Regions from separate parts of the Homo sapiens genome. Here regions 1, 2 and 3 are each linked to region 4. A link is a contact called in ENCODE Hi-C or POLR2A ChIA-PET data. All regions are on one chromosome and are shown on one strand. Each heading gives the region's core, a stretch centred on a gene start or an enhancer-like site at or near the end of the contact. The rest is flanking DNA. Distances are from core to core; before and after follow the strand shown.

Region 1 (6,898 bases), core at 185-2,684, 710 kb before region 4:
CATAGAATATATTTGTTTTGGGTAAACGAATTGGAGATAGTATTTTACTTGTAGGTGAGACCTGGTCACCAAAATATTTTCATTCCTAGTATTAGTTTAAACATTGCTGCTGTAAGTTAGCTATCACAGCAAATCAATAATATTTAAGTCATAGCTCCTTTCAGTGGATCTCACTAGTAAATAAGCCATTGAAAAGTATGACCATATTTATTTTTAGTGAACTAATGTTTTATAATATACATCTAGTAAAGTATACATAACTTAGTGAGTAGTCTGATGAATTCTGATGACTGTATACCTCTGGGTAACCAATATCCCAACTGGTTTCCAAAGTAGAACTTTTCCAGCACCCCAAATAATTCCTTTGTGCCTTTTTGGTCAATTCCTCTAAAATGCAGTTACTGTTCTAATTTCTACCACAATTCATTGGTTTCGCATGTGTTGGAATGCCATGTAAGTAGAATCAGATAGTATATGTATATTCATGTATTTTGCTTCTTTTGCTCAACATAACGTTTTTCAGATTCATTTATGTTGTTGCATATATGAGTAGTTCATTCTTATTTTATTACTGAACAGTATTCCAATGTAGTATATGTGGCACAATTTATCCATTTTACCAATTTTCATATTGGTGGACATACGGACTATTCCCTATTTTGGCCTATAACAAATAAATCTACTATGAACATTCTTACGTAAGTCTTTTTGTGAAGATATGTCTTTATGTTTCATAAACACCTAGAAGTTGAATCCAGATGGATCATAGAATAGGTATATTTTTATCTTTATTAGAAACTGTTAAACAGTTTATCAAAGATTGGTATTATTTTATACTCCAACTAGAAATGTATGCAAATTCTACTTGTTCCACATCCACATCAAAATCTAGTGTGTCAATCTTTTTAATGTTTGTCCTTTTAGAAGTGTGAAATGATTTCTCATTGCAGTTTTCACTTGCATTTCCCTAATGATTAAAAATGCTGAGCACCTTTTCTACATGTCTGTCCTGGAATCTTTAAAGTGTGGCTCTTGTTCTCATTCTTACAAAATGGTGCTGGAGCTCTAGCTGTCACTGCGCCGTAGGCAGAAGGAGGAACAAAGGGTCCAGATCTTACAGTCATGTATCTGCTGAGTCTTTCTCAGAAGCCTCACCCATGGGCTTCTCTTTCTATCTCATTGGTCAAAATTATGTCACATGCCTAACCAATCTGCCAGGAAGGCTGGGTAAAGCAATTTTTTAAGCAGATCTTCCAGGTTTCTATTACTGTGAAACAAACCAACTCAAAAGTTAATGGCTTAGAATGAAAATGTGTTTTTCTCACAAATAGGCCATTTGGGCAAAGCTTAGCAGAGACAGCTTGTCTCTGCTTCACTTGGCATCAGCCTAGAGGCAATTGTTGCTGGCTGCCGGCCAAGAAGACTCACACAGTTGGAACTGTGGTTAGAACACCTACACATGAGCTTTTCATGTGGGTTCTTGGATTCCCACACCACGATAGCTGAGTCCCAAGGGTGAGGGTCCCAAGAGAGACTGAGGTAGAAACCATATCGCCTTTTATGACCTGGAAGTCACACATTATCACTTGTGCTGTATTCTATTCATTGTGGAAAATACAAAGGTCTGCCTGGTTAAAGGGGAAGAGAAGTCGATTTTACAACTTGATCTGGGGGTGGCGAGGTATGGAAGAGCAAGTGGACCAAAATATTGCTGTGGGCTGGGCCCAGTGGCTCACGCCTATAATCCCAGCTCTTTGGGAGGCCGAGGCAGGTGGATCATTTGAGGTCAGGAATTTGAGACCAGCCTGGCCAACATGGTGAAACCCCGTCTCTACTGAAAAAATACAAAAATTAGCCAGATGTAGTGGCGCATGCCTGTAATCCCAACTACTTCAGGAGGCTGAGGCGGGAGAATAGCTTGAACCTGGGAGGCGGAGGTTGCAGTGAGCCGAGATCGTGCCACTGCACCCCAGCCTGAGCGACAAGACTGAGATTCCATCTCAAAAACAAAAAAAACAAAAAACAAAATATTACTGTGGCCATTTTGGGGAAATACAATCTGCTACAATTGGGCATGTTGCTTACCCCTAACTAAGCTGGGATTCTCTTCACAAGAAAGATGTGGCGAATAAATATTGGGTAGGCAAGCTGAGTTTCTGTCATGTTCTTTACACATATAACATTATAATTGTTTGCTTTCCACTAGACTGTAAACTCCATAAAGACAGCAGCCAGATTTGTCCATCTGTCTTTATTAATTATTGGTTCCTTAGGGCCTAAGGAAAAAAAAATAGGCATTCAAGAAATATTTCTCAATGAACAAGTATTAAACTAAATAAAACCATATATAGAATATCAGTTTTAGAAAATAAACTGTGATGAAACATTAGGAAAGAATGTAAAAATTGAAATTTTAAGTCAATAACCTGCCAGCCTGGAGCTGGGAGCTGTGGCTCACACCTGTAATCTCAGCACTTTGGGAGGCTGGGACAGGTAGATCGCTTGAGCTCAGGAGTTTGGGACCAGCCTGGGCAACGTGGCAAAACCCTGTCTTTACAAAAAATACAAAAATTTGTCAGGTGTGGTGGTGCATGGCTGTAGTCCCAGCTACTCAGGAGGCTGAGTTGGGAGGATCACTTGAGCCCAGGAGGTTGACGCTGCAGTGAGCCATGATTATGTCACTGTACATCAGCCTGGGTGACATAGTGAGACCCTATGACAATAAATAAGTAAATAAATAAATAAAAACCTATCAGGCTGGGCAACATAGTAAGACCCTATCTCTACAAAAATCTTTTTAAAAAATTAGCTGAGTGTGGTGGCATGCACCTGCAGTGGCAGCTATTTGGGAGGCTGAGGTGGGAGGATCACTTGAGCCCAGGAGTTCAAGGCTGCAGTGAGCCATGATCACAGCACTGCATTCCAGCCTGGGGGATAGAGTGAGATTGTCTCTAAAAAAAAGTCAATAACCTGCAGAAAGCCCAATAAACATATATGCTAAGGATTAAAACAAATCTCATTCTACTTTTTAAAATAAAAAACAAAATAAAGTGCTATTTAGTGAGGCAATCAGAGACCAAAAGCCAGTCCTTATGACTTTTCTATACATTACTTTACATTGGTTTAGAATATCCAGCCATTGACCATTATTTGCTATTGTTGGAGACAGTTTGGAAAATGCATGCTCCCTGATCCTTACTGGATCAGTATTGAGGTCAAGAATTTGTTCATTCTGTGAACTATCTCTTCTTCATCCTTAAGTACATTTTTAGCTTACATAGTTTAAAATCTTTATTTTCTCTTTTTATTTATTTATTGATTTATTTATTATTTATTTATTGCTTTTTAGTTTTAGAGACAAGGTCTCATTCAGTTACCCAGGCTGGAGTGCAGTGGCACTATCATAGCCCACTGTAACCTCAAACTCCTGGACTCAAGCAATCCTCCCACTTCAGCTTCCCGAGTACCTGGGACTACACGTGCACACCACCATGCCCAGCTAATTAAAAGAAAAAAAATTCCTTGTAGAGACGGGGTTTCTCTGTGTTTCCCAGGGCGGTCTCTAATTTCTGGCCTCAAGCAATCTTTCCACCTCAGCCTCCCAAACTGCTGAGATTATAGACATTAGCCACTGCACCCAGCCTTAACATTTTTTGACTTATGTTGTTTCATATATTTAAATATTTTCATCGTTTTCATTGGTTTCATATTCCCTTTTGAAGAGCTCTTCAATGTTTTGTTTTTCTTTTTCTGGTCCATTTAATAACTAGTTTGCCAGTAACCATGGCTTTGCATGGCACGTTCCTGAGGACTGTGACAAATATTCTCATACTGTGATCTGATTATATCATACCTCTGCTCAAATTTTTTCAGTGGTTTCTTGTCAGGCATAGAAAACTCTTAATCTGTTGAGCATGAACAGAATACCCTTTCTGAGGAGATTCCTCATCTCCCAACACTTTCCTTCAGTCAGACCTTAGAATAAGTATAGCTACTGAGCTTGCCATACCTTCTCCTTTCTCAGTGCCCCCCCACCCCCACCCTTCCTAGTGTCTTTCCAGGCTGAAGGAAGAATATCTGTTAAATGTTTGCTCCCAATTTCATTCTCATCCTTGTGACACCCTCTCCTCATCCTTGTGATAAACTCTTACCCTCCAGTATCATCTCAAGTGTTAATGCCTCAGTTATTCTTTCTCTAAGCTCCCATCTCAGATTGGGTGCATTTTCCTTGTCTTGTATTTGAATATGCAAATCTCAATTAGGCTTTTTTTTTTTTTTTTTTTTTTTTTACTTTCTCACAGCAAGTAGTTCTACACAAAATCTAGGTGGAAGAAACCAAGCACAATCATTTATTTAAATAGTATTTATTGTTTCTTCCTCTCTCTATGTCTTTTTATAGGAGAAGCGAGATATGAATTGGGGGGAGAGGAATCCTACTCTGTTGTTGGCTCTTTTTTTACCTACTATTGGCCAAAGAAGAAGACAGGTGGAGAGTAGTGATGCTCCTCCTGGAATGCCAAGGTGGAAGAGAAAAGCAAGTGATTTGAGAGGTGATTGCATAAGCTTAGACTCAAAGGCCCTGCTGATATATTTCCTATCTTTTACTTGCATCCTTCACCACATGAAGGAGGTTTTAGGGTATTTTTCACATCTGCCCATGGGACAACCCAGCCATTTTCTCTGTCCTCTGGGCTCCCTGCCTTGACAGAGTCTTCTTAGTGTGGTGCTGTCACAACAAGGCTGTTACTGTGATTGAAAGGAAAAGGCCAAAAGACACAGACAACGGAAGTTTATTTAATAGCCATGAATATATAAATGTACAGAAACAGTCAGACAAAGCAGAAAACAACATAAAGTACTCCCAGTTGGATTTACAGACTTTTCAAGTTCGCCACTGGGTCCTACTTAGGAAGAGTGAGTCATCTTCTAAGCCATTTTATCAGAGGATTTCCAATCCCCCTGCTCCTCCCTCTGCCTTTCTGAAGATTCTGCAATTGCCTTGCAGCTCTCCAGCTGCAAGCAACTGATGCAAATCAACCCTAGTACATTCCAGAGTGTTTATTGGGAGACTAGGTGAGTTGAAGGTGAATTTCTACTTGTAGCGTCTATAAGTAGAGCATCTTGTAGCAGGCCCAGATTTCAGGGTTGCTTTTGTTTGGTCCATTTCTACACATGGTGTTTCTATATTTACTAGAGTTATCCCTGCACTGTTATAAGAGAGAAAACATGTTAATAGCCTGGAGTATGGAATTAGATTGCCAGGGTTTGAATTTTAGGATGACCAACCATGCTGGTTGTGCTGGGACTGAGGAGTTCTATAAGGATGCAGGACTTGTCAGTACTAAAACAAGGACAGTGGTCACCCCAGAACATTGCTACTTACTAGCTCAGGTCTCAAATGGAAGTAAAAGTATTCCAGCATTATGGAGGTATTGTTGGAATAAGAGTTAATATTTGTAAAGTGCTTACAACAGTGTCTGACATATATAAGTGTGTGTTAAATCAAAAACTTATGGAAGACACGGTTTTTTTCTGGGCATAATCGCATTGTCCAAGCAATGTTTTTAATTTTTGCCATTATCTTAGGGGTTTACAAAAGTGAATTCTTATTTATCTACACATTTATATGTATATACTGTTTAAGTGAGTTTTTACCATCTAATTTTCACATAAAACAATACATACTCAAAATAACTTCACCATAGTAATGTTGAACTACAAAATAGCATGACTAAAAAGTGATGTGGATAGTAAAGGAGGATGTCCAATTGTGAACGAGTTCCTCCAAACCCTGCACCTCTTTCCTTTCTGCTCTTACTCTACCTTGATCAGAGCCCTGTTTAACAATGACTGTATTGTATTGGAATTATATGTCTGTTGCCACCAGAGAGGGTATGCAAAAGCAGAGCCTGTGTTGCAGCTGACAGTGTGGAGGGAAAAGAGATCTTGGGCCGGTGGCTATTAATTACTGGAAACTTTCACCAGAAGTGAAAGACTCAATGAATGTCAGACCCTCACCCATCAGATTAGCCATCCCTCCTTCAAAGCAGGGGTATGGGCAGTCCTAGAGAAGGCAAGAAGTATTCAGGCCATGTTCTATGGAAATGAGAAAGCTTTGGATCACAGATGTATCTCCCAGCCTACAACCTTTTGACTAAAAGCCTCCTACTTTAAAATATTTGTTAATAGTCTGAAGCTTTAAAAAAAAAAAAGTTTTTGAATCCCTTGTGGTTCAAATCCAGAGCAGTTCTTTTGACAAGAAATGAATGCTATGTGAACATAAATATTTTTAAATACCAAGACCTTTAGGTTTTCTTTGAACCTCATGAAAAGGACTCACAGACCTCCAATACTTCTTAAAAATCCTCTCTTCTTCTCCCATTGGCTAGTCTATTCAGCTAGGCAGCCTTATCTCTCATAGCCCACTTTCACTTTCCCCACCCCAACCCTCTTTCACCCTTAAGCCTAGAAGTCTTTGGGACTTTGTTCCTATTCTTTTTCCTACACCTCTGAGTTCTTTATTGTGTAAGAAATCATAATTTATTTAATTTATTTGCTAAATTATTGCCGTCTAATATTCTTAAATTCTAAATCTGTGATGTCCTTCCAACATGCTAGCACCATCTTAGCTATTGAGCCCTTGAAAGGTGGCTAATCCTATTGGAGATACACTGTGGCAACCTAAAATCAGTGAGAGACCAACTCTACAAAGCAAAGAGTTCATTCAGGAGTAGCAAGGGATTGCAATGAGGGATACATGTGCTATGAAAAACATAGGTGCATCCAAGAGAATTGGGGCAAAGGGGAAGCTTTTAAAGGCAAAATAAATGTCCATATAAGTCATTTTGAAACAAAGACCATTGATTACAGGGTCGTGTTGCTGGAGTTGTTAGCTTAT
Region 2 (6,942 bases), core at 3,294-5,793, 760 kb before region 4:
CTCTTTCTCCTATTCCCTATGGCATCTGACCAGTCTCTTCTTGTTGGATTCTCTCCCTCCTTATCTTCTAGACATCCACTGTCATTAGGCTGTTCCTTCTGTCTTTTTCACTGGGTCATCTTTCCTACAGGGTAGTGTTTCCCAGCGTTTCCCTTCTGCTTTATTCTTTCTTATTCTACAAACTCTCTTAGGCATCATCCATTCTCACATTGTTTTAACTACCTATAAATTGATAGCATCCTAATCTCTATCTCCAGCCTAGAATCCTCTCTTTAACTCCAGGCCAAAGCAGCCAAATACCCACTGAACAGCACCAATTGTGTGACCTAAACCCATGTCCAAGACTACTGATCTTATTCTCCCCATACATCTGATATTGCTCATGTGATTCCTATCTCGGCAAGTCATAAACCTAGGAGGTATCCTTGACTCCATCACTCCTTCATCCCCTACATCCATCTGGCCACTAACTCAATCACCTTAATATATCTGGAATTCATCCTCTTCTCTCCAGCAGCACTGCATTTTCGGAGTTCTGTCACATGTAATGCAAATGTCTGCCTTACCCCACTACAATTCATTCCTCACATTGCCTCATGAAACTGATGTTAACTTTCTTCCACTTAAAATCTATTACTCATGGATCAACATAGCCTCCAGATTAAAGCTCAAAATGGCTAACACGGTGTGGAAGAGAACTTTCATTATTTACCCTTGTTTACTTTTTAAAGTTGATCTATTCTCTATCTTAACACATTAAGGGTCTATGTCCCGTTTCTAACCTATCTATTTGTCCTCACTGCTTTCTTGTGCCCAGAATGCCTTATCCTCTAACCTCACCAACTAATTCCTACTCACTTTCAAACTTCAATTCAGATGAAAATTCCTCCATAAAGCCTTCTCTGAATCTCCTCAAACCTTGCACACAGTTTTCTCTATCCCCCACTATACTATGTGAACGACTAATTATAATGTTTATCCCATTGTATTTTGGTGTTGTTTATGAAGTCCATGCAATACTGTAAGTTCCTTAAAGATAAGTTAAGGACCTAGCACCAAAGTAGTTGCTGTCTTTGCTGAATGAAGGAATAAATAAAAAATAATGAATACAATACCTTTAATAACTATGAGTCTTTAAAAATCACATTTACTTAAGTGTTTCAACAATTAAAAACATTTAATAAAAAGTTTCCTCCATTCTTCTCCACGTGTATGTCCTAATAGCATATACTAAAATCAGGTTTGGTTACATAAACCAACATGTGCAATGATTGGGAAATAGAGTAGAACTTAAGAATAAATTATGAAAGCAGGTAGGCCAAATAGAAAGGTTTGTCAAGAGAGAAGGGAAAGATACACCCTGGCAACCAAAAAAACTTCATAAAACTACAGTTACAACACCCACAATTACTGTATTACATTTGTTCAACATATGTATCAGCCAAATTAGCAAGAACTCATCTGACCAAAAGGAGATTAGAAGATACCTTCTCCAGTTTAGGAGCTTCAGTGGATGCTTCATTGGTCCCCGGGCAAGTAAAAAGATAAATCTTTAAATAATAGTAATAAACTGACTATCTATGCAAGTTGGATTCTCAATTTCCTTTGGCCTAAAGAAATGTTTTCTTTCATGAACAATGGAAAGCTATACAGTATTTAAAGTCAAGGGTTTTGGAACATCTTCAAAATATATAAAACTAAAGTAACTCAGACTAATTAAATGAAAGCCAATATAAACTTTTAAAATCATAAACACAATTTTATTACTTTCAATATGACCTGAGTAGGGGGAAAAAAAAAAAAAACTATGAGGCCAGAAGTACTTAGAGGGTTACAAAAACTACATTTCAATCCATTGTTTGAAAATAGATGGGCTCTTCCACATCACTTAAAACTTTGTTGTTTCAAATCATTTACATGGAGGAAATTCACAAATATCCCTTGTCCTATCAGCTTAGCAAATCTTGTTTCTTATCATGTGGAAATAGTAACAAAACCTCCATCAATCTATTACTAATTGTGAATCACAGACTTATACTCATATAAGTATACCATACTTTATTATACCATGCATCTCTAGATCTATAGATTTCTCATCTCCTAAAGAAATACTTACTACCCACTTGATCAAAATTTAAATTATCACCCTAATTTTCTTTTTGTGCTTAAACCAAGTTCTTTGTTATACATCAAGAAATACTGATTAAGATCAAGATTTGTTATAGACTAATAATCCTTAAACTATTATTTCCTTACACTTCCTCCAAATATAGTTATTATTTCTCATTGTGGTTTTTTCCCGCTAGAAGGTTAATGTCCTCAGCTCTTGAATTTTCCCCATTAACCTTGCAATCTTGATCAGGTCCATTTCTAGAACTGAAAGATGTAACACCAACGCGGAGGGATCACTTGAGGTCAGGATTTCGAGACCAGCCTGGCCAACATGGTGAAACTCCGTCTCTACTAAAAATACAAAAATTAGCTGGGTGTGGTGGCATGCGCCTGTAATCCCAGCTACTTAGGAGGCTGAGGCAGAAGAATCACTTGAACCTGGGAGGCGGAGGTTGCAGTGAGCCGAGATCGCAGCACTGCACTCCAGCCTGGGCGACAGAGTGACCCTGTCTCCAAACAAACAAAAAAATAGCAAATGCAAAATTTTAAGAAGTTATATTTTCTTAAATTTTCCAAACTCCTAATAGTGATATTAACAATTTAATTCAACTAATCACTTGTGGACAATATCCCAAAAGTATCATGAAGCTAAGAATATTATGTCTCAGACTGTTTCATAAATCATTTTAAACGGGGAAAAAGGCCAAACGATTTACCGGTAAGCACCATCAATCAATCAACAAATGAAAAACTCTGGTTATACGTCCATGAAAATTTTGATTTCAAACTATTTATTACAGGGCGCGAGGCTGTGTTCCGCCTCCTCCAGCTCCTCCTGATAACCTTTTGGTTATCAGGCGTCAACTGGAGACAACAATCAGTTAAAATCCAGTAAATTTGGGGTTAATGAAACAAATGTTAAAATAGATATAATATTGATAAACATTAGCCAAGAGATGGTAACTACCTAACATTGATTAAGTAAGCAAATAATCAAGGCAGAGGTTTTAGCTTCCACTAATCTATAAAAGCAAGTGAAAATGCTTTGAAAATTGCATTTTTATGCAATTGTTTCAATATCATACCTTTGTATGTAACATTAAAAAGCTCATGATTACTTCATTTCAAAATTCAGATGAGTCACAGTGCTTTCTACGCAGGAATTGGATGTGAATCAAAATTGTAAACATGCACTTGCTTGGTAGTCAAAAAGTGAATGTGGACAGATACAATGTTCGTTGACACAGTAAAACATAATCATAAAATGCATCCTGTGTTTTTAAAATAGTTACTTCCTGTTAACACAGTTCAGGAAACATGCCATCTACCCTCCTCTCCTGGAAAATCTCAAAATTATACTAATCCCATTCCTCTTCTTACAGATAGGCCACTGAAACCTGGAGTCATTACTGATACAGTTATCAGGATTACACCCTCAGAGCCACGATGGTTTCAGGGATACTAGAACCTGAAAATAACAAAAAAAAAAAAAATTTCCAACTCAAATCTAGACAATAAAACTAACATATAAACTGGAATAAAACGCAGGAAATGCCGATTTTAATACCTGGTATGAGGCTGACCATTAAGGCATCCATCAAAAAAGTTTGGAATGTATGAATGAATGACTGCATGAAATTGGCAGGATTTCATTCATTTCAAAAGCTCCAAATTCAGGAACCACACTGAGATATCAGGACGCCACAGCTGAAACTAAAACTCATGAAGGGTAAATGCAACATAACTGCACGTCTCCACGCGTTAGCTGCTGCGAAAATTTCAAAACATACATCTAACATACTCTTTCTTCAAGTAATTGCCGCAAGTGCGGACGGAGCCAGAGAACTAGGAGACTGAAAACAGGCCCTGCTCACCCATAAGCCTTTGCATTATAAGTGGACATGATCTGAGTGAGTCACCGGGAATGAGAAGGAGACAGTCACCCCAGGCCAGGCAGGACGCGGCCAGAATCTCCTGCTCTGCCCCCAACTAGGGAACCGGTCGAAGGAGAGTGGGACGACTGCAACCTGCTGCAGCTAAGTATGCAAGGATCGCGCCGACCGGCTTCCGAGTCGAGATCCCACTAAGTCCCACCGCAGTCACCACAGCCAGCCCTGCCCAGGTATCTCGGAGCTCCGTAACCTCAGAAGGCCTAGTCCTCCAGAAGCTGAGAGCCCCAGCAGGACCGGACGAGGGCAAAAAGCCCCCTCCCGGCTGCCCCTCGCCGCGACGCGGCCCTGCCGCCACATGCTCCACTGCCCCGTCTCCCAGCTCAGCCCCAGCCCCGCAGGGCCTCAGCCGCCCTCCATGCAAGCCGACCGGGCCGCAGGCGGCGCGACCCGGCGGCTCCCGAGCAGGGGTGCAGCGGTGGCAGCCCGCCGCCCCGCACGGCTTACCTCCCTTCTGCCACAAGCTCAGCCCAGCGCCGGCTGCCTGACGTGGCCCGCCCCGCCGCCTCGAACGCCCGGGGGCGGGGACTGCAGGAGAGAGCCAATGGGCTGCATATCGCGAGGCCCTGTTCCGCCTCCTCCGGCTGGGGCCCGCCCTCCCCGGCTCGCGCGCACGCGCGTCTAAGGCCCGGGCCGCGCACTGCGGTTGAAAGGCGGCGTGGGCGGCGGACCCGCGCTCTGCAGCCGAGCTGGTGCGGGGAGGGCTGCGCGCGGGGGCTGGCTGTGGAGCAGCACCGCAGTGAGGAGTTAGCCCAAGGAAAATCAGATTAAAGGAAACTGCCTAGAGATGCCACTGCAGCGTGCCCGGGTAGTCCTGTTGGCAGCCTGCCCCTATGCAGCTTTTGGCAATACAGAACAGCTTCTTGGTATTTGGAGATTTTGTTTCTCGGGGGAAATAAATAATACTGATAACATTAAGGATTCAGAAAATTTAAAGCAGACAGCCGACTTGCCGCGAAGACGCTTCGTTCTTCGCCTAATAGCTACTTGGTGTCTTTACTTCATTTGGCCAACACATAACACTGCAGCTCTCCACGCCACTGTGGTATATCCACTTGTTAGATAGTCCTGAGGTAGTTCTAGCCCAAGTGTTTCTGCTGATCTAATCTGGGGGGAATTGGCGCGAGTAATTATTCTGTTACGATTTTGCGCAATACTTACTGAATGATAAACATGTATTTTCTCGTGGGGCGGGGCAGGGGCTCCCACGTGAGAAGGCTGTAACAGACAGACAGCAGCCACGATGAAACACGCTGAAAAGAGCCAGCAGAAAAAAACGAGGAGAGACTGGTATGACGGAGTGGAATTCCGGTTGTGGATGACAGAATGGAAATTTTACGCAAGATGAAAGAGTTAAGACAAATTACTCTAAAAATATCTGACTTAGTTGTTTCTAAACCCTGGGGCACCCTTAGGAAAAAATAAAAATAAAAAAACAAGTGCCTGGGCCTCATCACTTGGTTGAAAAAGGTCTGCTGCCAGATCTTGACATTGATATTTTTCTAAGTTTCCAAAGTCATTTTAATGTGTAGACAAGAAGTTCTGTTTCTCATTTGTAGGAAGAATTTGGTTCCCCATCACCTCAGAAAAGTAATTATGTATCACAGACCGTTAACAGTTTTCCCAATAACCAACTATGCATTCACCCTCTAAGAATTTATCTAAATTAATCTTGGGGCCAGGTGGGGGGGCTCACACCTGTAATCCCAGCACTTTGGGAGGCCGAGGAGGGCGGAGTTCAAGACCAGCCTAGGCAACGTGGTGAAACCCCATCTCTACTAAAAAAAACATACAAAAATTAGCCCGGCGTGGGGTTGCGCGCCTGCAGTCACGGCTACTCTACTCAGGAGGCTGAGGCAGGAGAATCGCTTGAACCCGGGAGGCGGAGGTTGCAGTGAGCCGAGGTGGCGCCACTGCACTCCAGCCTCTGATGGAGTGAGACTGTCACAATCAATCATTCAATCAATCAATATTGAACCTACTTAAAGTTATTCAACCTCTGTTATCCTTTGCTTCAAAGGAGTTTTATAAGGCTTATAATTCCCTTTTTATGGACTTTGATGATACTCTCTTTCAGTCTTCCAAATGCACCAGTATTTCTTTTAGGACTATTTTAATATTTTTTCTTCTATTCCTATATTTCTTGAGGCTCATTAGTCAAAATTATAATTAAACACATAACTCTGTAAACAGCGCTGTTCTAAGTATATAAATTTATTTAATCCACAGAACAACTTTATGAGGCAGTTACAGTTATTACCCACATTTTATAAATAAGGAACCTGAAGTACAGCAAGTGAAGCATCTTGACCAAGGTCATGCACCTACCTAATGGCCAGGCCAAAACTTGAATCCAAGCACCCTGGTGCTCAATGAGTAAACGTACTGCCTCTGTTGTAGAAAGCCTGGTTTTAGGAACACACAGGGAAATGCCCATTTAAAGAATGATATTGAGTCTACTTTTGACACCGTCTTATTATGTTCAGGCTGCTATAACAAAGTATCTTAGACTGGGTAATTTATAAACAATAAAAATTTATTGTTCACAGTTCTGCAAGCCGGGAAGTCCAAGCAAGGTGCCAGCAGATTTGGAATATGGTGAGGTTCCATTCCTCATGGATGGTGCCTTCTGTGTATCATCACAGGATAGAAGGGGAAATAGATTACCTGAAGCGTCTTTTATAAGGGCACGACAGGAGTCCTCATAACCTAATCACCTCCCAATGGCCCCACCTCTTAATCCTGTTGCATTGGAGTTTAGGCTTCAACACATTAACTTTGGGGGACACAAACATGTAGGCCACAGCAGACACCTATCCTAGATTCAGATTTTGGGCAGGATTGAGAAACTTGACCATTAAACTTGGAGCCTAGAACCGAT
Region 3 (7,074 bases), core at 1,747-4,246, 620 kb before region 4:
TAAGTAATAGAGAACAGAGGTCTTTAAAAAATTGTGAACTGAGATTTTTTTAAAGGTGAAATGAAAGCAGTACTGTACAGGAAATTAAGTTTTTGGGTAAGGAAGTGGAATTGGTTTGATTGAAATTGTTAATGTCTCTTTAATGAGGGGTTATATGAAAAATGTTAGGCAGAAAGTGTGATCCAGTTAAAAATCCTAAATATGAAATTGATTCAGTTTGAACAAACAGTATTTGGAACTGAACAGAGAGGAAAAGGAAAATTCTTATGTGGAAGAAACTAGTCATTATCAAGGGTATGAAAAGCTGCTGGACCATTACAATTGATTTGCTTTTCTCTAAAGAGAAATACCTGACTCAGAGATTTGTGATTTTAGTATGTGAAGTTTTCCTCAAATTAGTATTTAGTATTCTGGGAACATTTTCTTTTGCCAGGAGGGTTGTGATTGTCTATTTTTGTGAATTGTAAATTAAAAAAAAAAAAGCTGTTTATTTTTTGTCTTGTACAGGCAAGGAAAGTTTCTAATGTAGTTATAAAAACTTAGTTACATATTCAAGCTCCTGTTGTTTCCTGTCTTCTAGATCTGTAAGATAAGAATGTCTAAAAGGTCAAGTAATTTGACCAGCCTTTTGGGGGAAGTCCAGTGAATAGTAGAATAATATTTAGAGATGAATTTTCTGTCATAGGCATGGGATAAACTCTATTTCAGTAGAAAGGCAAGATAATGAGCAGGATCTTATATAGACAAATCGTTCATTCCAAACATGCTGGCTCTAGGAGGTGTTCAGTGTGTTTGTTGAATGAGTGTTACAGATGAATTGAGGTCAGATGGAATTGAGGTCAGATTTCTCCATGAGTGGAGGGATTTTTTTTCTCTCATGTCCTGGGCACCTAACACCATGCCTGGCACATGCTTGTCAGCTGTCCTTTGTTGAATCTGCGAATAAATGTGAGGCCGACTCAACAACTATTACCTCCTTGTGGATATGCATATAAGCTCTTCTAGAGTATTTTGGGGGAAGAAATAACCAGAATGTCTGCCCTCTCTTCTTCCTTTGTGAAACTGTTTTCTACAGTTACATTTAGTGTCGAGAAATGAGGGCTTTTTTGTTTTGTTTTAAGTGGCTTTTAAAGTTGCTCCAAGATTCATGAGGTTAAAGTATAAAACTTTAATACTTTAGAAAAATAAGGACTTAATTCTGGATTCTGACCTCTGGTGGTGAAGAAGAAACACCTATTACTCATAATAAAAGATCAGATTCTCATATGTTCTGTAGTACTTTCTGGATGTCCAATGTAGGGAAAGTCTTAATTAGAAAAATACAAATTTTGTATGTGGTTTTGAATTTTCATGAGACAAAAATTTTATTTTTTTACCTTGCAACTTTTTGATAAGCATATAAAAAACATTTAGGTTGTACCTTTACAAGGCTCATTACTGAAAGTGGTTTTTTATTTGGGACCTTGCCTGATGAGAAAAAGTAGATTCTACGTGGGATTTTTATATGGTAATACTAGTCTTATATTTGACTTCTTAAACTTTCTATTAAAACTATTTCCTAAGTAAATCTAAGGTTTATTTGGATAACAGTTATATTGTTATCAAGAAAAACATGAATGTATTACTTGGGAGGAATGTCAAGGTAGATTATTTTGGGTCCTTAAAAATAAACTGCTTATCAGAAACTCAAAACTCGTCTTTATTATCACACCTATCACTGGGCTCATAGGTTCTGTTCTCGCCTCTTCTGCTCTCAAACCGTCTATTCTGCCCCAACAACAACAACAACGATAACAACAACAAACTGGGAAGGAGATGTTCTAGCAGCTAGAGTCTAGCTGCTAGTGGTGCCGCATGTGATGAGCTGATTCTGCTCACACGAGTGATGTCAGCCTTAATTAAAAAACAAAAACTTGAATTTTGGTGGCTGAGGAAATTAAAAGGGTAGATGGAACACTTGCTACCTTGCACCTGAACTCTACCTTGTATCTACTGGGTGGTCTTTTGCAAGTGACTTAACCTTATTTTTGGTGTGTGTTAAATAGGATTACGAATGCTTCCATTTCTAAAGTGTAAGAAGGCTCTGATGTGAGTGTAAAGTTCTTTGCAAACAAGACTCCAAGTAATAAAATCCTAAAAACATCTTTGCTACTGTTGCTCACTGTCCTCTGCCAATATGCTTCTGAGAATTGATCAGAGCTTTATAAAAGGAAAGTGGTTACAGTATGTCAGGAAGCAAAACCCGTGAGAAATAAGTAATCCATAAACTTTACAGTCATAAAGGGATCCGGGTGGGTGGATCTGATGACTTGGCAACTCAGAGAGGGAAGCAAGTGTAATTGTTGATTTTATCAGAGCAGGTTTGTGTATTTGTTTGTGCACGTAGGGGGATGGGGGTTGAATGAAGACTTAACAACATGAATTTCGTGAGGTTACAAAAGTCTACTGCTGCATAAATCGTAGGTAATATGTTCATGTCTATAGGGTGTAATGTTAATGTTCAATAAAAATTAATATCAAAGTCTGTCATAGATTTTATGTTTTGGGGCCTCCAGGTAAATGGTTTGTATCATCATTGGGAATTTATGGAAGTTGATTTAAGTATACAGTAGTTAGCACTCTATTAAATACTGAAGTCATGCACTGTGTCACCTTGATCAATGAGCAAGTTTTTTTTTCTTTTCTGATTCTGGAATTTCAGCACTTTCAGCTTTGAAGGTTGCCTTGGGTTTGTTTTTGAATTAAAAGTGTCACAGGAGAAAGGCTGATTGTTACATTCATGACCAATCAGAAGGGTCTGTAGGACTCAAAATGTTTGGTACATTCCTTAAATTAGAAGATATGCTTCTGGACTTTTCCCAGGGAAAGCAGGTCCATGTAATAATTTACCAAAAGGAAGTTGGGAAAATGAAACATCACCTTTTGTGAGAAAGAGGATGGGGTGGGGAGAGTGCTTTAAAGTGATCTTTGCTTTGTGGAATGCATTGGATTAAAGAGTCACAGAGGCCACAAAAAGCAGCTCAGTGAGTTATCAAATATAGGAGTACTTGAGAAATTAAACCAGGTATGTTATTATTCTTTCTTGGGGAGCCTAAAAATAAACTCAAGGATTGGGATTGTTCCTTTTACTTTCATATCTGCTGGCTGCTAAAGGCAATTGGAAATTTTAGCCAACATATTGACCTACTTGATTTTCACGATGAGTATTTTTTTCCTCAGCCGAATTGGCCATTTAAAGAAAACTTTGTGGCTGGGTGCTGTGGCCCACGCCTGTAATCCCAGTCTTTGGAAGGCTAAGGTGGGAGGATTACTTGAGGCCAGGAGTTTGAGACTAGCCTGGTTAATGTAGTGAGACCCCATTTCTACCAAGAAAAAAATGAAAAAAATTTAGCTGGGCATGATGGCACATGCCTGTAGTCCTAGCTACTTGGGAAGCTGAGGTGGGAGGATTGCTTGAGCCCAGGAGGTTGTAGTTATAGTGAGCTATGATCATGCCACTGCAGTCCAGCCTGGACAACAGAGTGAGACCCTGTCTCTTAAAAAACTAAATAAATAAAATAAATAAGACTTTGTAACATATTAAACAAGCTTTATCATATTAAAAAATACACACAGCTGGGCACAGTGGCTCATGCCTGTAATCCCAACATTTTAAAGAGGCCGAGGAAGTTCAAGACTAGCCTGGGCAACATAGTGAGACTCTGTCTATAAAAAAAAATTTAGTCATGTGGTGGTGGTGTGTGCTTGTGGTCCCAGTTACTCGTGGGGTGGGAGGATCACTTGAGTCTGGGAGGCCGAGGTTATGGTGAGCTGTGATTGTGCCACTGCATTCCAGCCTGGGTGACAAAGCAAGACCTGTCTCAAAAATAAAAAACAACAACACACACACACAGTGAAACGAATGGCACCAAGGAAGAAATCCAAGTGCAAGAAAAGAGGGAATCATACAATAAGAACAATAGGGTGGAAAGCCAGGGTGAAATACACATCTCTGATGAAGGAAGGGCTGTGTATCTGGGTCCTTACTTTTCCCCTTTTACTTGGGTGCTTCTGTCATTATTATTTGTAAGTCACTTCTCTCATGAAGTGCTTTGAGCTTTTGGGGCAAGTAAGAGTAGAGAAACTAGAAATAGTTGGCAATTCATTATCAACCTTGTTACGTGGGATTAGAACTATTGTCTAAGATGGGATTGTGAGTTTTTGAATTGTAGGTGAGATTTTAATGCGTGTGTCCATGCCCCCATTATTGAAGTGGGTTTGGAGTTCATGATATTAGAAGCAATTCCTTAGTTAGCAGTTCTTGTAGATGAGTGATGAGCCACAAGATTTCTGTTGAGATCAACATTCAGTTGTATGAAATTCTTGAGGTGCAGAGGGGAGTAGAATAGGAATTTCCTAATTTGGTTGGATTGACTCCATTTTGGAACTAGATTTTCTGCACGCATGTGCTAAGAAGAGAGATGGTGGTCACAGTGAATGGATCACTGCGCAAAGATCTTTGGTGAGTAAATGTGGAAAGAAGTTTTCATGTATTTGTATTTCTGTCAGGGTGGGATTAAAAGGTCTGAGTAGGTAGTGGTCTTTATAATTCTCAGACCAGCCAAGGTGAATTTGATAGTCTTGGCTGTACAGCGTAGTGGTTAAAAGCATGCCATTTGGAGCCAGACTGTTTAGGTTCAAACCTTAGGTCTTCCGCCAGTCGCCTGTGTGACCTTTGTTCATTAACTGTCATTTCCATACTTTCTTCATCTTCAGAATGGGTCGCATAAAGTACCTGCTTTCTAGAGTTGTTGGGCAGATTAAACGAGTTAACTACGTAAAATGCTTAGGACAGTTCCTGGCACGGAGTAAATGGCATATATGTGTTAGCTATTATTATTACTACTAATATTATTAGTAGGAACTATTTGAGTTAGTCGTTGTTGTTGTTATAAACCATGCTGGGTTGGTAACAGAGATTGTTACCAACAATTGTTGGTGTTTCTTTGTAGAGAAAGCAAAGCCTGATGTCATTTTTATCTTTGTGTCCAGTGTTTTGGCTCACACAAATTATAGCTACTTGGCTTTTCTCATTCTGATGTTGCCAAGGAATCTTATAATTTAATCAGTGATTTGAGTGGCCTGTGCCTTGTCAAATGAAGGCACTATTCCTAATGCCTCATTTTATTATTATTGTTATTTTTGTTAATATCTTTGAGGCAGGGCGTGATGGCTAATGCCTGTAACCCCAGCACTTTGGCAGGCCCGGGTGTGTGGATTGCTTGAGCCCAGGAGTTCGGGACCCACCTGGGCAACATGGTGAAACCCCCTCTCTACAAAAAATACTAAAATTAGCCGGGTATGGAGATGCATGGCTGTAGTCCTAGCTACTTGGGAGGCAAAAGTGGGAGGATCAGCTGAGCCGGGGGAGGTCGAGGATGCAGTGATGGTGCCACTGCACTCTAGCCTGGCTGACACAGTGAGACCCTGTTTGGAAAAAAAAAAAAAATCTTTGAGCAAAATATGTGTTTTGGTAAGTTTGAGAATATTCAAATTCCCAACAAATATTGCCCATCAGTCTTTCAAAGGCATTCAGGTGAGTAGTTTATTCTTTTTGCAGCTCCTTGCTGCCTTTTTATCAGCCTGCTGCCCAGAGCCCGCAGAAGAGATTACACCTGGGACAGGGGATGACTTTTCTTCAATCTTACTCTTAACAGGGCCATTCCAAATGGATTTTAGAACAATTTCACATAATTAGGGTAAGCAGGTTTTACCCTTGGTGTTTCCAATAATTAATTATTACAATTAAAATCCATTTACTGTATGTACTCCAATGGGATGTCAAATGTAATCTGTATTTAGCACCCCCCTGGAAAACTTAAAATATTTTCATTTACCATTGTTCAGACTCCAAATGCTGATGGCTTTTCAGAGAACAAAAATGTCTTCCTTGCGGAGGAGGTTAATCTCAGCCTGTACCAGTTAGATACTACGAGAGCCATCATAAACGCAATGTCAGAGAACTGGAGAAGATAGAGCCAACTGATGAGATAGATGCTTTTTCCTGTTCCTGTTAGACATATGCTGTCCAATATGGCAGTCACTAGGCAAATTTGACTGTTGAGTACTTGAAATGTGGTTAGATTAGAGAATTGAATTCTAAATTTCATTTAATTTTAAACTTAAACAAGAGGCTTGATTCAATTAATGGAAAATTGTAAATATGTTTAGAGCAACTTGGGTATGTGAATCTACCTTTTCAACTGTAAAGTTTTTTTGGACTCTAGATACAAGTCAAGTAGTCAAATGAAAATTTAGCATCTGAATTGAGATGTGCTATAGGTGTAAAATATGTACCAACTTTTATTTTGTTTTATTTTTGAGATAAGATCTTGCTGCGTTGTCCAGATGGGAGTGCAGTCATGTGATCTCAGTTTATTGTAGCCTTGAGCTCCTGGGCTTGAGGGATCCTCCCACCTAAGCCTCCTGAGTAGCTAGGACTATAGGTGTGCACTACCACACTTGGCTAATATTGTTTATTTTTTGTAGAGGCAAGTTATTGTTCTGTTGCCCAGGCTAGTCTTGAACTCCTGGGCCCAAGTGATCTATCTGCTTCCACCTCCGAAAGTGCTGGAATTACAGGCGTGAGCCACTGTCCAGTGTATGTACCTTTTTTTTTTTTTTTTTTGAGATGGAGTTTCACTCTTGTTGTCCAGGCTGGAGTGCAATGGTGCGATCTCGGCTCACTGCAACCTCCGCCTCCCAGGTTCAAGAGATTCTCTTGCCTCAGCCTCCCGAGTAGCTGGGATTACAGTGCCCACCACCACACCCAGTTAATTTTTTTGTATTTTAATAGAGACGGGGTTTCATCATGTTGGCCGGGCTGGTTGTAAACTCCTGACCTCAGGTGATCCACCCACCTCGGCCTCCCAGAGTGCTGGGATTACAGGCGTGAGCCACCATGCCTGGCCATGTATCAAATTTTAAAGACAGTATGAGGGCCGGGCATGGTAGCTCACACCTGTAATTCCAGCACTTTAGGAGGTTGAGGCAGGTAGATCACTTGAGCCCAGGAGTTTGAAACCAGCCTGGGCA
Region 4 (6,763 bases), core at 3,114-5,613:
AAGTCTCTGGCACCCTGTTTCCTAGCTACAAATGAGAAAGTTGGACTTCATCAGGGATTCTTAACAGAATTCCTGAGTGGTCTGCAGGGGATCTGTGAACCTTCCTGAAATTATAATACCTTTAGTAAATATGTCTGTATGTGCAGCCCCCTCCCCAACAGCATCCATTGCTTCCCACAAATTCGAAAGCAGTCCTTGTCCTAAGAAAGATTGAAAACTTCTGAGCCAGATGGCCACTGAGAAGACTCTAGGGGCAGTATATGATGTACAATCATGGGTCACTTCATGATGGGGACACAATCTGAGAAATGCATGGTTAGGTGGTTTTGTCATTGTGTTACACGAACTTAGATGGTGTAGCCACCTACACACCTAGGCTGTATGGTATAGCCTATTGCTGCTAGGCTACAGATCTGTACACCATGTTACTATTCTCAATACTACAGGCAATTGTAACACAATGATAAATATTTGTGTATTTAAATACATCTCAATGTGGAAACACTAGAGTAAATATATGCTATAGAAGATTTTTTAAATGGTATACCTGTATGGGGCATGAATGGAGCTTGCAGGACTGGAAGTTGCTCTGGGTGAGTTGGTGAGTGAGTGATAAGTAAATGTGAAGACCTAGGACATTACTGTATACTACTGTAGACTTTATAAACACTGTAAAATTAGGCTACACTAAATGTATAAACAATTTTTCTTCAATAATAAATTAACCTTTGTTACTATAAAGTTTTTTACTTTATAAACGCTGTAATTTTTAAAATTTTGACTTTTTGTAATAACACTTAGCTTAAAACACAAATATATTGTATAGCTATACGAAAATATTTTTATATCGTTATTCTATAACCTTTTTTCTGTTTAAAATTTTTAATATTTTTTGCTTTTTAGACTTTTTTGTTAGAAACCAAGACACAAACATGTACATTAGCCTACACAGGGTCAGGAGCATCAGTATAATTGTCTTCCACCTCTACATCTGTCCCACTGGAAGTTCTTCAGGGAAAATAACATGCATGGAGCTGTCACCTCCTATGATAACAATGCCTTCTTCTGGAACACCTCCTGAAGAACCTGCCTGAGGCTTTTTATAGTTAACATTTTTTTTAATAAATAGGAGTACACCCTAAAATAACTGTGAAAAATATAGTACAGTAAATATACAAACCAGTAACATCGTCATTTATTATTATCAAGTATTACGTACTGTATGTAATTGTATGTGCTATTCTTTTTTACAACTGGCAAACAAGTGAGTAATGTGTTGCTCTACCACATGCTGATGGCTATAATGTCACCAGGCAATAGGATATTTTCAGGTCCTGGGATCACCATCATATATTTGATCTGTTGTTGACTGAAAAGTTGTTATGCAGTGCATGATTGTATACATTTTAAAAAATCATTGTAGTCAGCCTATTTAAGACAAATTCAGCAGACTCTACTAAAATTCCCTAAATGAAGACTGTGAATGGCTTGCTAAGAGTCCATGGGCATCTTGGACTTCCGGCTGCCAGAGAGCTGCACGGGTGAGAGTCCAGGGTAAAAGGAGTGAAAGGAGTTCCCTTCAGTCTTGGGCTGAGGAATTTGGAGTTAACCTTGTTAGAAGCAGACTCAGAAACTACCAGATCATCTAGAAAGGGTGTTTATCCCCATCTTTGGGGGCATACAGGTTATTCTCCAGACAAAGCGATACCCAACCATGTCTTGAAGGATAGTCAGAGTTAGCCAGATCCAGAAGGATATGAAGGAAGAAGAAAAGATTGTGTGCAGATTCTTGGAGGTGCAAGAACACCTCAGTCAGCTAGGGAAGGGTGAAAGCTCAGTGTGGTCAGAGGGAGACTTGCAGGTCAGGAAGTTAGAAAGATGATACTGGTTAACCACTGAATCCTGAAGGCTCACAGCATGGAAGGGTCCTTTTTTCTGTGTTAAAGAATTTTATTTTATCCTGAAGATAAATCCATGGTAAGATTTTAAACCAAAGACTAATAGAACCAGACATATTTTAGAAAGGTCATTCTAAGTTTTTGGCAACCTTCCTAAACTTCTATTTCCTCACTGGTAAAATGTGAATCAGTGCAATGCCTACCTTATAAAAGGGTTCTCAGGATTACATGAAATTGATATAAATTGCTGAGCACTGTACTCAGTTAATTTTGATGATTGTAATTATTATAAATCCCAGTTCTCACTGGTCTTTTCTTCTGACTGGAACATGAACTACCAAAAACGTTGGGCTAGACAGGGTAAGATGAAGAGTGAGCAGGGAGCAAAAGAACAAAGAGAACCTCAGAGGGATTGAGTGACTTTCTCAAGGTCACTCAGCTATGAAGAGTATGAGCTGGGACTTGCTCCCAGGTCTGCCTGCCTCCAGAGCTTACACTTTTAACCCCCTACCCAGAAACCTCTCCTTCCACCTTTTTAGACTCTAGCTGTATACATCATTTCAGAATCTCCTAGAAACCCTGCAGTCTTTTCAGAGAGACAGTAACAATTCCCTTTTAAAAGATAAGGTTTTTAGCATCTCCATGGCCTAGCCCAAATTCTGAGTGGGCAGCCGCTTTTCAGTTTAGAAGGTATCAAGGGTTTGGAAAGAACTAGAACCTGCTTCTTGGCTGTGAGAGGAAAACCTGGCCAGGCCTCTGAGAGTCTTCCAACAAAGCCTCACTCTCTCTGTGTAACCAACCCCTAGGAGACCCCAGGATGAAAGCCTGCCTGGTTTCTGAGGTCGCTGGTGTGGGGCCAGCTCCAGGAGTGAGCCGAAGACCTGCCTCCTTGCTGCTGCCAGGAAAACAATGGCCCAGGGGCCCCCAGCCAGGTGCAGCAGACCCTTCCAGGCACACAGGCTCACAAGTGGCAGGCTTTTTGTGAGCTCCAGGAGTGCCAGGCAAGAGGGAGGGAGCTTTGGTTTGGTTTGGTTTGGTCCCTTACTGAGCTTAGTGCATGGGGCTTTCAGGAGATCTTGGGTTTCAGTTCACACCCCATTGGATTTCACATCAACCTGAAAACTCACGGGGACAATCAGCTGAAACAACTGAGTTTGGTTGGCTCTCCCGTCAGAGCCATAAATCACACGGTTGCCACTGAGGAAAAGAGGAGGCGAGACGAGAAACTTGGCCCATCCTGGTTCTAATTTATCCCAAGTACGTGGGGGGTGGGGGAATTGTTGTAAATGACAGGGATTTTCATTGCACAACTGCTTAGGTTTTCATGATGAAATGTTTCTATCATGGCACTGAGGTGTGTTTCCTTAGAACTAGGTTCTGCCTCATATGACTAAGATGTCAATTCTAGGCCCAAATTCATCATCATCATCACTCAGAGGTACTTTATATGGTCAAACATTGTGCTAAGCTCTTGACTTTCATTAGATCCGCAAGTGAAGTAGGTGCCATTTATTATCTCCATTTTTTGGAGGAGGAAACTAGGCTTAGCTGGAAACTCAGCAGAGCTGGGATGTAAACCTAGGCAGGCGAGCTTAAGCACTGGATAGAGTGCGAGAGAACTTTCTAGCCCAAGGCACAGGCAGCTTCTCTTCACAAGGTTCGTAGAAGGGGCTAGGCGACCACAGGTTGGGGACTTACGATGCCGGCTGGAGTGTGGAATTGCTGATGAAGGTAACATGCTAAGGTCCAGGCTTCCAGGACTCTCTGCCAGGTCCGGCTGGAAGCAGCAGAACTCTGTCCTCTTCTGCTGCTGTGGAAGCCCCGACTGGAAATGCAGCTCTGGAGTCTCCCTTTCTCTTCGTTAAATCTCATTAACACTTGTGGGAGTTACGCCCCTGCCTCAAGGAGAACACAGACCTCTAATTGCTGTGAAAAGAGGCCTGGGAAACCCCGTTCCTCTACCACCCCTGACTCTGGGTCTCCTCCTCCTCTGCTCACCGCTGGCGGGGGCTCTTCCAGACTCTGCAGCCCTGGCTTGGTCCCCCAGATTATTAAGTCATTTGTAAAAATCAAACTCATGTGCTCTCCAGAATGTCTTTAGGTCAGCTATCACAACAGCATGGTCCTCTGAATTTTTTTCCCGGGTGCATACAGCAAATGGCCAATCCAAGTGCAGTGTAGAGAGATGGCAGGTCTGCAGTCTGTTTGGTCTTCATCCTCTCTGGGGAATCTTCTTTTTCTCTCCCAGTACCACAGACTAATATTCTGATTCACATTCTGTGATGCTGCCGTTCCTTCTTTCTTTTGTTTTTCTTTTTTTTTTTTTATACCTGCATAAACAGCAATGTCCCAAGCTATGTAGACCAGAGCAGTAAGCCAGTGATGAGCCGTGAACACCTGGACACTGATTGGATGACATTTGCAAAGAACTGGGCGAAGCATCTGGGAGCGAATGCTTGCGCTTGGCAGCAGAGCGGCTGGCGCGGGAGAGCCAGGGTCATCCCAAGAACTCTGTGTGATCCCAGTCCAAGGACAGGAGACAGGGCTTTCCTTGAAGGGAGGTACTGAATGAAAGGTGAGTCACGTAACTACAGCGGAGCGAAAAGGAAACAGAGAATGGTGAAGTCAAACAAAGGGGCAGGAAGAAAAAGAGACAACAGCGTTCCTCCCACCCTGCAGGGAGAAAGGAGCCGCCGCCATAACCTCAACTCAGTCCTCTCCCGCCATCTAGTGGTCATGCTTAGTGACTGCAGCACAGACTACTAAGGGGAATCGTGACACAGGGAGGTGTCGGTGAGATCGCTACCTTATGGCCTGAAGAGTAGACATACTCAACACAAAGGGTAACTCGAGCCAAAACCATCACCAGGAAAACAGGCCCTTTTCTGTGGAAGGGCTTGTTTGTTTTGATTCGAAATACTGTGCAATTAAAGAACAGATGTGTGTCTTGCTCAATCTGCAGGTTAATGGAGGTTGGCTTGGAAATTCCCCAGCCCCTAGCAATTTCTTTAAAAAGGATTCACGTGTGTAGCACACGATTAAAATCTCTGTCAGGAAAAGCCAGTTTTTTATGAATAAAGACTATTTGTTACTTCTATTTTCTGACACAATCCAGAAGCCAAACATTCCTTACATTTTGAAGAGGATAGAGAAGGAACCCTGTCACATCAGATCCCTTGTCTAGACTCCACTCCCTAGTCAGGGAACCTCAGGTTTTTATCCTCCTCTAATAATTAGCTTTCCTGTGAAAAATACATGACGCAGGTTCTGGTCAATTTTTTTTTCTGCAGATTTTCTTTCCCCATTCTCAAATACGAAATATTTGAAGTTCCCAGTGACCAAATCTTGGTACAGGTGTTGGCTGATTGAATTATAAAATGTAGAGCTTTTTGGCAGCAAGAACTAATGTGTAAAGAATAAAACATATATACACAAGGAGTTACAGCTTCACAAATATATATGTCTACCACAAGTAATTGTGCTTACCTATGCCAAAATTTTCACATGTATTAGATTCTAAGAGATGACAAAAAGATCAAGTAAATACAGCCTGTCAACATTCCTTTTTGTCTGTGCCTATATATATGAGATGAACAAAATTTGTAGATCTAAGCAGCAGGGTGCTTTCTCCAGGTTCCTCTGCATTCTTTTCTGGGTCACTATAAATCTATATATCTTTGACTGGATATAGATAAAGGTGCAGCCTAGACCTGTCCTTATAGAGAACGTCTGATGTTTGTTTGTTCTACAGCACATCTGTGCAGGTCTGTGGGGTCACCAGTTATTCTGGGAGTGATAATGTAGGCTCCCTTATGTAAGGCAAGCTGTGTTTTACTTTGGTGCTGGATGCCAAGGGTCCAAGCATGCTATAGAAAATTCCACTTTGATGCATTGACTGCTCTGGGGCCAAAGACCCCTTAGAATTGACTCTACTTGAAGCCTGACTTTCAAGAGTACTGAGCCTAGAACAGTCAGAAGAGCTGGGTTCATTCTGTCTGTGCTGCATTCAAAGGCATGATTAAGAGCCAAATGAGCTGAAGGATAGTAATTATGGGGCAAACAATAGACTCTCCCAGAGACAGGAGAGCAGGAAGATGCTAGGCAGTTTGGTGGTTACTTTGGTGAAGAAGTCATTTCACTTTGTCCTGTGTTTTACCCTCAGAGATTCAGTCTTCTTTTCTCCTCCTTTATTCACCCTGGGCCTAACCTTAGGAAATTAACATCTGCAGGCAATGAAAAGTATTTATTTTGAGCCATAAGACATGGGATCCTTATTTGCTCTTAAGGAGGAGTCACACCCTCATGGGGTCCTTACTGGCTCTTGAGGAGGAGCCACACCCTCAGTGGCTTCTGCTGGGTAGATATCTGGAAGCACTGATCCCACTGATGGACACAGCTGACTAGATCAGTGATGGAAACCTGACCAAGATGACATTCTAGAAGCCACAAGGGGTGTAAGTCAAGAAAAGGGGAAAAGCAGGGAATAAGGTAACTGGTAACTGCAGGAGAAATGGGGTGGTGGACTCCCCCAAAAGCAGCCATAATGGTAGAGCTCTAGCAAAGAGAAACACTGATATCTGAGGCTGGGGATGACACATCTGAAATTGCACAACCACCCTAAACAAGCTGTCACATCTCAGCTGACTGAGAAGGACATCCTGGCTACTCTCATTTTTGTTTTCCTTACTCCTCTGCAAACAGTTTGATAGTAACACCCATTGCCTGAACCAACTGGGTATATATCCATGTTCCTTAAAGAAATTGTACAGCCAGCTGCTCTGCTCCCTCACAGGCATGACGGTGGCATAACGGAGTGAACACAGTGTAATTTCTGTTTGTTCATCACCCTTGCTACCCACTTCCCT

The links. A loop is a pair of places that touch in the nucleus more often than their neighbours do. ChIA-PET counts read pairs that join two places held with the same protein, here RNA polymerase II (POLR2A). Pooled maps may share reads with other maps.
Region 1: a loop to region 4 is called in a map of testis, with 4 times the contacts of the local background. The contact joins two enhancer-like sites. A Hi-C loop is called at or near these places in 3 of 168 maps with a recorded cell type or tissue (kidney, left colon and testis) and 6 of 50 pooled maps.
Region 2: a loop to region 4 is called in a map of naive thymus-derived CD4-positive, alpha-beta T cell, with 6 times the contacts of the local background. The contact joins the promoter of FOCAD here to the enhancer-like site in region 4. A Hi-C loop is called at or near these places in 3 of 168 maps with a recorded cell type or tissue (CD4-positive, alpha-beta memory T cell and naive thymus-derived CD4-positive, alpha-beta T cell), 4 of 37 single-sample maps with no recorded cell type and 13 of 50 pooled maps.
Region 3: a map of mammary epithelial cell shows a loop between it and region 4 (4-fold over the local background). The contact joins two enhancer-like sites. A Hi-C loop is called at or near these places in 4 of 168 maps with a recorded cell type or tissue (CD8-positive, alpha-beta T cell, IMR-90, mammary epithelial cell and 1 more), 9 of 37 single-sample maps with no recorded cell type and 20 of 50 pooled maps. POLR2A ChIA-PET finds 5 or more read pairs at or near these places in 1 of 52 experiments (activated CD4-positive, alpha-beta T cell).

Annotation. Positions count from the first base shown.
Region 1 is chr9:20,635,152-20,642,049 of GRCh38, reverse strand. No RefSeq gene overlaps it. Among named protein-coding and RNA genes, the nearest start is that of MLLT3, 16 kb to the right of the region's middle. Within about 2 kb of position 1,434, at least 2 of the 41 ENCODE cell types and tissues checked have a DNase peak (open chromatin) inside an H3K27ac peak, as active enhancers do.
Region 2 is chr9:20,681,860-20,688,801 of GRCh38, reverse strand. FOCAD (focadhesin) reads right to left here and starts at 4,543. Exons shown (of 44, transcript NM_001375567.1): 1 at 4,509-4,543. FOCAD-AS1 (FOCAD antisense RNA 1) reads left to right here and starts at 4,052. Exons shown (of 2, transcript NR_121601.1): 1 at 4,052-4,234; 2 at 5,261-5,500. RefSeq lists an enhancer at 4,101-4,841 and a silencer at 4,241-4,940.
Region 3 is chr9:20,547,238-20,554,311 of GRCh38, reverse strand. The region is part of intron 2 of MLLT3 (MLLT3 super elongation complex subunit); the gene reads left to right. Among named protein-coding and RNA genes, the nearest start is that of MIR4474, 48 kb to the right of the region's middle. RefSeq lists an enhancer at 2,366-2,425. Within about 2 kb of position 2,996, at least 3 of the 41 ENCODE cell types and tissues checked have a DNase peak (open chromatin) inside an H3K27ac peak, as active enhancers do.
Region 4 is chr9:19,924,036-19,930,798 of GRCh38, reverse strand. It overlaps a transcript of SLC24A2 not described here. Among named protein-coding and RNA genes, the nearest start is that of SLC24A2, 140 kb to the right of the region's middle. RefSeq lists enhancers at 4,319-4,428, 4,354-4,648. Within about 2 kb of position 4,363, at least 3 of the 41 ENCODE cell types and tissues checked have a DNase peak (open chromatin) inside an H3K27ac peak, as active enhancers do.